Linked DNA regions of Homo sapiens: region 2 is linked to region 1. Evidence: read pairs that join two places in POLR2A ChIA-PET (ENCODE). Cell type or tissue: OCI-LY7. All regions are shown on one strand. Links, peaks and the distances in the headings refer to the core of each region. The heading gives the core; the rest is flanking DNA.

Region 1 (4,401 bases), core at 211-4,210:
TGTATACTTGGTGACTTTCATAGATTTTTAAAAATATAAGTGATATATAAATACATTTTTATTATAAAAGATTTAAATGATATAGCTGTTAACAGACCAAAATATGAAAATTCTCATTCATTCTCTCACCTCACCTCCATCTGCAATTCCCAAAGTTACATTTGGTGTGCTATCTTCCCTCTCTTTCAGTACATTTCTATACATTTGTCTATAACTTATTCTTTTTAAAAACTGAGATATTATACATATTCTACAGTTTAATAATGTCTTGGAGACCTCTCAATTATTTATATTTTGGAAATATTCCCAGTCTGCTGCATATGTTCTATAGTGTTATATTTACCTTTACATGTACAGGGCTATTACTGTAGATTAGAGTCCTAGAAGTGCATGCAGTTCCTAGGTCCAAGGAACTTTCTTTAACTCTTCATCAGATTTTCTTTTTGAAGAACCTTTGTGGCTTGATAATTATGTTTCTAGAAAATTTATTATTCAGGTTTAGAAGTTTGGGGAGCTGTTTGAAATAACACTCAAATAAATTTCCTGGCTATGGATTTGTTCCCCATAGCAAGAGAGTTGTAAACTATGAGTTTTATAACCTTAATGTCTTTTTTTTAAAAAAGGCAATTGATCTCTTAATCTAGGTGTTTTAGCTAGCATATGGGAGATGTAATCTGCAATCTATGGGACAAATGGGGGAGTTTTGGGAGTTATGATAGAAGACTGTTGAAAAATGTTTTATAATAATGTTTTACAGTAGAGAAACCTGGTAGATGCCACCTCATCAGCCGACCAGGGTTAACATCACATGATAATCATATTGCTATCATGCAGTGATATTAATATAATAAAGTGAGATGGGTGCATTGCCTCTGTGATATTCTTACCCCAAACCCATAACCACAGTCTCATAATGAGAAAATAACAGAAACCCAATTTGAGGGACATTCCACAAAATACCTGACCATGTTCTTCAAAAGTGCTATGGTGCCAAAAGTCATGCAAGACAAATCTAAGTAATTCTCACAGGTTGTAGTACACTAAGGAGACAGTGAAAACTAAATGCAAATAAAGTGGTTTTTGGTTTTTTAAAGTATGTTTATCCTTATGGACAATATGCTCCCATAAAGATCGTCTACCCTAGAAAACTGTGTCTTCCCTCTTAAATCCAAGAGATGCTTGTCCCAAAGGGTGGACCCCATTGAGATCTCCTGGGCTAGAGACCCAGTGCATGGATGGATGAGACAGTATAAGCAAGACCGTATAAAGCTGTGATCTGAGCTCATGGACACTGTGGTAAGAGGTCAGGCTCGAAGAATCAGAGAACTGAGTGGATTTTGCAATGGATAGCCAAAGAGAGGGTCCAAACTTAAAATGCGAAACAATAATTCAAGAATGATTTGGTAAAATGTAATATAACAGCCTATAACAGAGTCTAGCAAATAGTAGCCAAAAGTCACCCTAACCAATCGTAGGGCATATCTACCACACAAAAGTGTGACTTAGCGCATGACTGTTTAAATGCCAAAAAAGACAGATAAAGGAAAGTTAAGCCATAGTGGCAACCTCTGCAGTTGGAACGAGGGAGCTATATCAGTCAACAGTGAGGCTAATTGAGAATATTTGAGGTTGGCGTATGTCTAGGGATTCCTATAGGAGATACAACCCAGCAAGCATAGGTCAGCAACCCAAGGTCAGAGTACAAAATGGGTTAATACTAAAAAGTGGTTAAAAAGATGACCAGTCCTCAAGAGGAGATAGTATTTAAATCGGATACCTCTCCTTCCCCATGCTAACTAACATACTGTAATTTGTTATGGCTGTTTCTAAGGTAACTGTTTATAATTATAAATCAGCCCTACTGGTTCTTCTTGATATTGTAATTTGCAATCAAAGAACCTCTAGAGTTAATGTAAAACTTCTTGAATGAGAGACCATCTGGTTACAATTTTGGTTTCAATTCCCTGTTAGGCAACTGACACCCAAATAAGGACTGTTTCCAAATATGAGTAGGCTAAGTCAGTCATAAACAAACAAAAAGTTTCAGTTTTTGTTGCTATTATCCAAGATGTTAGCAGATGAAGTGTTTAATGAAAGGGTGCTTCTTTTAGGCAAACTTCTTTTACCATGATTTGTTTAACCTATACCAGTGGTCCGTACATTTTTTTCCTGTAAAGGGCCAAATAATTATTAATAGTATTTTTAGCCTTGCAGCCACGTATGATCTCTATGTATTTGTCATTGCCTTTTTGTTTTTTTAAACAAATGTTTAAAAATGTAAATGTTCTCTGTGTCCTTCACCATGTTTTCATGCTTTGTGATAGTGGCTGAAATTTAGAGACTTGTTTTAATAAACAATGTTCTGAAATGTTGATCTAATTGCCTCTGGCAAAAGATGTGTAATCATGACTTTGATGAACTTATTTTAAAAATAGATGCACAGTTGATCTCTTATTGCACGCATTTTGGCACATTCGTGGGAGATATTCTCTGTAAACATGACACTTGCGAAACCTACCATACCCTGAAAGTTTGCTGTCTAGAAATTAAGTGCCTAGTTTTCATTCAAATTAATATTTAGGTAAGACATGTTTTATTTCTAAATAGACTGTCAAACATTTTTCATATTTTAATGTGTAATGGTGATGACCTTTTTAAAAAGACTCAACGTAATTTGTTTTCTCATTTAACCCATTAACTGCCCCCTTTGTGTAGTATTGTTGCTGCTTTCTCTTATAAATTGATGATGTCTCAGGGTCTCAATTTACAATTACATTAGTTTCTTCCTCTAGTTTGTAGTTGAGCTGTGGCTCTGCACTGTTGGGGCCTGTACAGCCATCCTTCACTAGACCCCGGGAGGTGGCCTTTAGTAGGCTCAAAGGTGGCCTTTAAGCCATTCTTAGTATCACTGTGAAAAAGCATCCAGATTTTCCCCCTGAAAGGCCAAGTGGTTGCATGATGTGTTGTGGATTTTAGGGATATACTTTGCCTATTTCACATACTTTTTTCCAAGAAGATAGATAAGCTTACACATGTAAAGGTTTCAACTGTATTTCTTCTGTTTATAATTTTATTTATTTTGAGATGGTGTCTCGCTCTGTCACTCATTTTGGAGTGCAGCGCAATGGTGTGATCACGGCTCACTGTGGCCTCAAACTCCCAGGTTTAAGCCATCCTCGCACCTCGGCCTTCTAAGTAGCTGGGACTACAGATGTATGCCACCACACCCAGTTAATGTTTTTTGTATTTTTTTGAAGAGACAGGATTTTGCCATGGCTGCCTACCTGGTCTCAAACTCCTGGGCTTAAGTGATCTGCCTGCCTCAGCCTCGCAAAGTGTTGAGATTACGTGAGCCACTGCACCCAGCCTTTTTATAATTTTAATAATAATCTGTCAATCTTTCATTACTTTTGCCTTCTAAATTCTTGTTATATTTTACTAAACAATGCTTAATCTCGCTGATAAACCATTTTAGCAGAAGTATGTCTGATGAGGACCACCCCTGCCTTTTTTTTTCTTTTCTCAGAGTTGCAAGGTCTCCCTCTGTTGACCAGGCTGGAGTGCAGTGGTGTGATTATAGCTCACTGCTTCCTCAACCTCCTGGGCTCAAGAGATCCTCTCACCTCAACCTCCCCAGTAGCTGGGACCACAAGCGCGCACCACCATGCCCAGCTAATTTTTATTTTTTTTAAGTAAAGGCAGGGTCTTATGTTGCCCAGGCTGGTCTCAAATTCCTAGCGTCATTTAATTTCTGTTTTGGTATTGGCTCTGAAAGAACTGTTGAGACAATACTTGGAACTCTTGATATTTTCCAAAATCTGTTTTACCAAGATAAATTTTAAGGAGAGCAACAGAAAATAAAGCAGAAATGTGGTTTCTTTGTTGGGTTTTGTTTTTTTTTTTTTTTTTTTTTTTTTTGAGATGGAGTTTCACTCTTGTTGCCCAGGCTGGAGTGCAATGGTGCGATCTCAGCTCACTGCAACCTCCCCCCATCCTGGGTTCAGGTGATTCTCCTGTCTCACCCTCCTGAGTAGCTAGGATTACAGGCGCCCACCACCACATCTGGCTAATTTTTGTATTTTTAGTAGAGACGGGGTTTTACCATGTTGGCCAGGCTGGTCTTGAACTCCTGACCTCAGGTGATCCACCCGCCTTGGCCTCCCAGAGTGCTGGGATTACAGGCATGAGCCACCGCACCTGGCCCAAATGTGGTTTCTAATCAATATTATTTAATAATGAATTGGATTAAGAATTTTTTGGGTTTTTTTTACTCAATAGAAAGTTGATTGGGTTTTTTAAAAATAGCTTGTTTTCAATAATTAAGGCTTAAAAAAATCTCTGAGTTCTCTTTGAGATATTTGGATTCTATAAAAAATGAAACTCTTTGTTTCTTAACCAAAT
Region 2 (4,401 bases), core at 221-4,220, 75 kb before region 1:
TCTCAAAAAAAAAAAAAAAAGAACATCTAAGTTAATTGAAATAATTTCAGTTCCTTGATCACACGAACCCATGTTTCAAGTGCTCATGTGGCCACCTTATTATATAGCACAATTATAGAACATTTTCATTATTGCATAAAGTTCAATTGGGCAGTCTGCTTTAAATAAAACCCTCTATAGTAGTGCCAGTTGTCACATGTCTTGGTACCTACACATTTCTTAGAGAACAGTCTCAAATTTACAAATCAAAGTAATTGTCTATACCAGTAAAATTAAATAGAATGGATAAATTAAGCATTTTTTAAAAAAGTGCCGTGACTTTCAAGGCCACATTATATATTTTAATAAACAAAGGAAATGAAATATTTGCTTCATGTTTGAAATAGGAATAAGGTGTTTTTCCTTATCTGCCAAAGCAGTTGCTGTCTTTTTCCATAATCACAATATAGCATATTTAGGAGATGGGAAAAACAGAGACAGATGGGTAGGGAAAAGAGAAATTCTGGCATGAAAAGTATTTTGAATATCCCATGCTTCTTGTTTTCTATTTCTTAGTGACCAGCTTACCAATGGTAGCTTACCATTGAAGAGGAAGTGTGGTTTAGCAACCAGACCTTAAACCAAAATTCTATTTCTGGCTCGAAGTGACCTTGAGGAAGTTACACATATGTTCTTCTCATTTGTACAGCGAATAAGCAAATTAAGATAAAAGCAACTATTGCTGAGCGGACTGTAGGACTGCAAGATATGTTACTCTAAAATGATCCCACTATTCCAGATTATATATAAAATGATTTGCTTACAAGTAGATTAAATACAGAGTTTCCAGGAATTTAGTTATGCAAAGAATCCCATGAGGTAGAAAGAGGAACTTTACCAGGCATAAAAATTTTTAAGTTTTGAGTTTGGGGGGAGAATACAAGAAAACGAAGACATAGGGTAAAAATTTTTATTTCATCCCACGTTAATAATTTTGACAAACTTTGGGAGGATAAGCAGACGTTCTGCACTTTAGAAATCACGTTTTGAAGTTAAATAGTTCAGGATTTGCATTCCAGACCTGCCGTTTACTATCTGGAAAGTTACTTTCTCAGTTATAGATGATGTATAGATGTTCTCAGTTTCAACACCTATTAATGACTTTTTGTTGAGGTTGTTATGAGGAGAGCACATAGCAAGTTAAGTATACAGCTATAATTACTGATAATTTTATCAAGATACGGAATATAATGATGGTGTTAGGAAAATATAAATAGCTTAGTGTATTCTCCTTTTATGAAGCTTTATTTTTAGCCACATGATAATTTTTGTGTGTGTGTGTGGGTAGAATACTAATTTTAGCTTGTAACGAATTGGTTAAAATTGCAGTTCCTATAGCCATTCTGAAATTCAAGCATGTGTGAGTAAATTGATCAGGATCACTTGATTTAAAGCCAGTAGGGATAAATCTGTATTTTGTAAAATCTACAAGGCAGAGAATCTGTGCAGAGAACTCAGAAAAATAGCACAATCACACATCTATGGGTGCAATTTTATTTCAGTGTAATCCCTGCAACATTTTTCTACGGCTAGATCCATATAATCTCTGAATGAATAGTGAAAGGTTTAGTTGATTGTAAAGATACATAAAAATCTACAATGTACAATGCCAAATCATCAGAAAATATTCCATATAACTTTTCTTTTTCTTTGCCCTCCAAACTGCCAAAACATTGAAAAAAGAGGTCAAGAACAAAGGCCAGCATACTCATGAGGATCCTTCTGGCCCTGGTTCACAGTAGCAGTGCAGGACAGTTCCAGTTTTAGCCCATAACTCATTGGCATATGGTCAGTTTGAAGTTTCCTGCAGTACTTTTCTGAGCTAGAGAGAGGGAACCAAAAATGCTGACATCCTCATTTGACATCTTCACTCCAGCCTGTGTAAGTGCCAGCACTTCCTGTGTAAAACCTATCCTGACTGTAGAGGACACACCCAGCCCTTAGCTGACCTGGATGAGGATGATGGCTGGAATTGGTGAGGTTTGGAAAGCATTAGCCCTCAGATGGACACCACCACAGTATATGAACATACTGTGTATTACTATACCTTTCACTTCATAAAGATCAGCTTTTAAAGTTTATGAAAATAACATTTATTGACAGCAAGTGATTGTTGGAGGTAGGTTACTAGCTCTCAAAATCACCACTGCATTACAGTATTATACTAGATGATGGTGTGTTCAAGAAAGAGTTAATTATTTGGATGTATAATACCTTGGAAATTACACCAAAAAAAATCCGTTGGGAGCTCTGAAGTGTGCATATCTTGTCTGCCTCATATAGTATGGCTTTATCTTGACTGCCTTGTCAGTCTTGGCCTCAATTTTCTTATCCATGCAATGGGAGGATTTCTAAATGTCTTAAGACTTTATGATGTTAGTGTGTATTTCTCCAAGTAGTTTTCTTCATGCTTCCACTTGTTGGTTCATAAGCTGCATCAGGTGTGTGTTTTACTATACCCATCAAAATGTCCTCACCTACTCTCAAAGTGCTTTAAGGTAACATACAATTTTTAGTTTGCTATTCCATATAACATAGAAACATAATAATTTTAAGAAGTGATGTTACAAAGTTGAGCTGAGTCTAGGTATTATGGTTTGATTCTGACTACAACATCTGACTATCACATGAAAAGGGACATTTGTGTTATGTAAATGTTGAATTTACATCATGATTAATGTTTAGGTGTTTTAAAACATCTGTTATGTGATAAATTAACTAAAATACCCCTTTTTAGGCTGGGTGCAGTCACTCATGCCTGTAATCCCAGCATTTTCGGAGGCCGAGGTGGGTGGATTACCTGAGGTCAGGAGTTCAAGACCAGCCTGGCCAACATGGTGAAACCCCACCTCTACTAAAAATACAAAAATTAGCCAGACGTGCTGGTGGGCACCTGTAATCCAAGCTACTTGGGAGGCTGAGGCAGGAGAATAGCTTGAACCTGGGAGGCAGAGGTTGCAGTGAGCCAAGATCACACCACTACACTCCAGCCAGGGTGACAGAGGGATACTCTGTCTCAGAAAAAAAACAAAATAAAAATAAAAAATCCCATCTTATTTTTTAAGAAATGGCGCCTCACTCTGTCGCCCAGACTGAGGTATGGTGGTATGATAGTAGCTCACTATGTAACGTCAACCTTCTATGCTCAAGTGATCCTCCTGCCTCAGCCTGTTGAGTAGCTGGGATGACAGGCACATGCCATAACACCCAGCTAATTTTTTAAAATTTATTTTTGTAGAGATGGGGTCTCACCATGTTGCCTAGGTTGGTCTCTAATTTCTGGCCTCAAACATAAAACATTCATTTTAATCCATAATTTTACTTTATAGGCATAACAAGGATGAGAAATTTGCCTATCAATCAGTGCCTTCCTCTTTTAAAAACCTGACTTGTTTTTATATAGAAATTACTTGGGATTGCTAGGTAACCCGCATAACCATTCCTGGAAAAAAATGGAAGGCCCTTTTTTGCTTTTGGGAATATGGAGAGCTTATACACAGTTTCACTATTCAGCATTGCTTGCAGTATTTCTTACAATTTTCTGATGTCTGTCAAAAAGAATCCTCAGATCTTTTAAGACCAATTTTTTTTTTTTTTTTTTTTTTGAGACAGAGACTCGCCCTGTTGCCCAGGCTGGAGTGCAGTGGCGGGATCTGGGCTCACTGCAAGCTCCGCCTCCCAGGTTCACGCTATTCTCTTGCCTCAGCCTCCCGAGCAGCTGGGACTACAGGCGCCTGCCACCACGCCTGGCTAATTTTTTTTTTGTATTTTCAGTAGAGACGAGGTTTCACCATGTTAGCCAGGATGGTCTCGATTTCTTGACCTCGTGACCCACCCGCCTAGGCCTCCCAGAGTGCTGGGATTACAAGTGTGAGCCACTGCGCCTGACCAAGACCTATTTTTAAAGGGAAGTTTGTTATAAGCCTAAATGCCATAAATGTAATAAAGTTACATGTATTTGGCATCATACTTCCTAGTCCACCCCCGGTATTCTAGAGCTCTCTCAGTACATTTTGAAACACCTTCGTGGAATTTTGAAATGCGTTGCTTGCGTAGTTCCTTGAGCCTGCATCACTGCCAGAAGAAGACTTATGAAACAGAACTCTGTACTTCCCATTAGTTAGTTCTTTATCATGTTGAACACTAGATGTGTATGTGTCTAGTGTCTAAATACAGAATGCCTATAGTTTCTACCAACAAATTATGGATCCAAATCCTTGCTCCAGAAGCAGGAAATAGGTTAATCAGAAGATTGCTGGATGTTATGAAAAGAATCTTTTATGGGGGGCTGTGAGTATTGTTTTGCAATTGCCATTTCTGAAATATCTCAGGTTAAAACATTTGGATTTTTTCACTATGCAA

What was found. Peaks named below come from ENCODE experiments on the same cell type or tissue, not always from the same donor. Only the 100,000 strongest peaks of a DNase experiment are listed, where the experiment ranks them.
Region 2: POLR2A ChIA-PET joins it to region 1 with 6 read pairs; 7 of 35 experiments call an interaction of 5 or more read pairs at or near these places.

The regions. Positions count from the first base shown.
Region 1 is chr12:32,557,184-32,561,584 of GRCh38, forward strand. All of the region lies in intron 1 of FGD4 (FYVE, RhoGEF and PH domain containing 4), which reads left to right. Among named protein-coding and RNA genes, the nearest start is that of DNM1L, 120 kb to the right of the region's middle. In OCI-LY7, for the core only: CTCF peaks have their summits at 1,868, 3,525 and 3,725; DNase peaks (open chromatin) are centred at 1,948 and 3,548; H3K4me3 peaks cover 2,254 bases; H3K27ac peaks cover 3,760 bases.
Region 2 is chr12:32,481,815-32,486,215 of GRCh38, forward strand. The region is part of intron 1 of FGD4 (FYVE, RhoGEF and PH domain containing 4); the gene reads left to right. Among named protein-coding and RNA genes, the nearest start is that of FGD4, 84 kb to the left of the region's middle. RefSeq lists a silencer at 541-700. In OCI-LY7, for the core only: no CTCF peak of the experiment used is centred there; DNase peaks (open chromatin) are centred at 637 and 1,887; H3K4me3 peaks cover 2,248 bases; H3K27ac peaks cover 2,619 bases.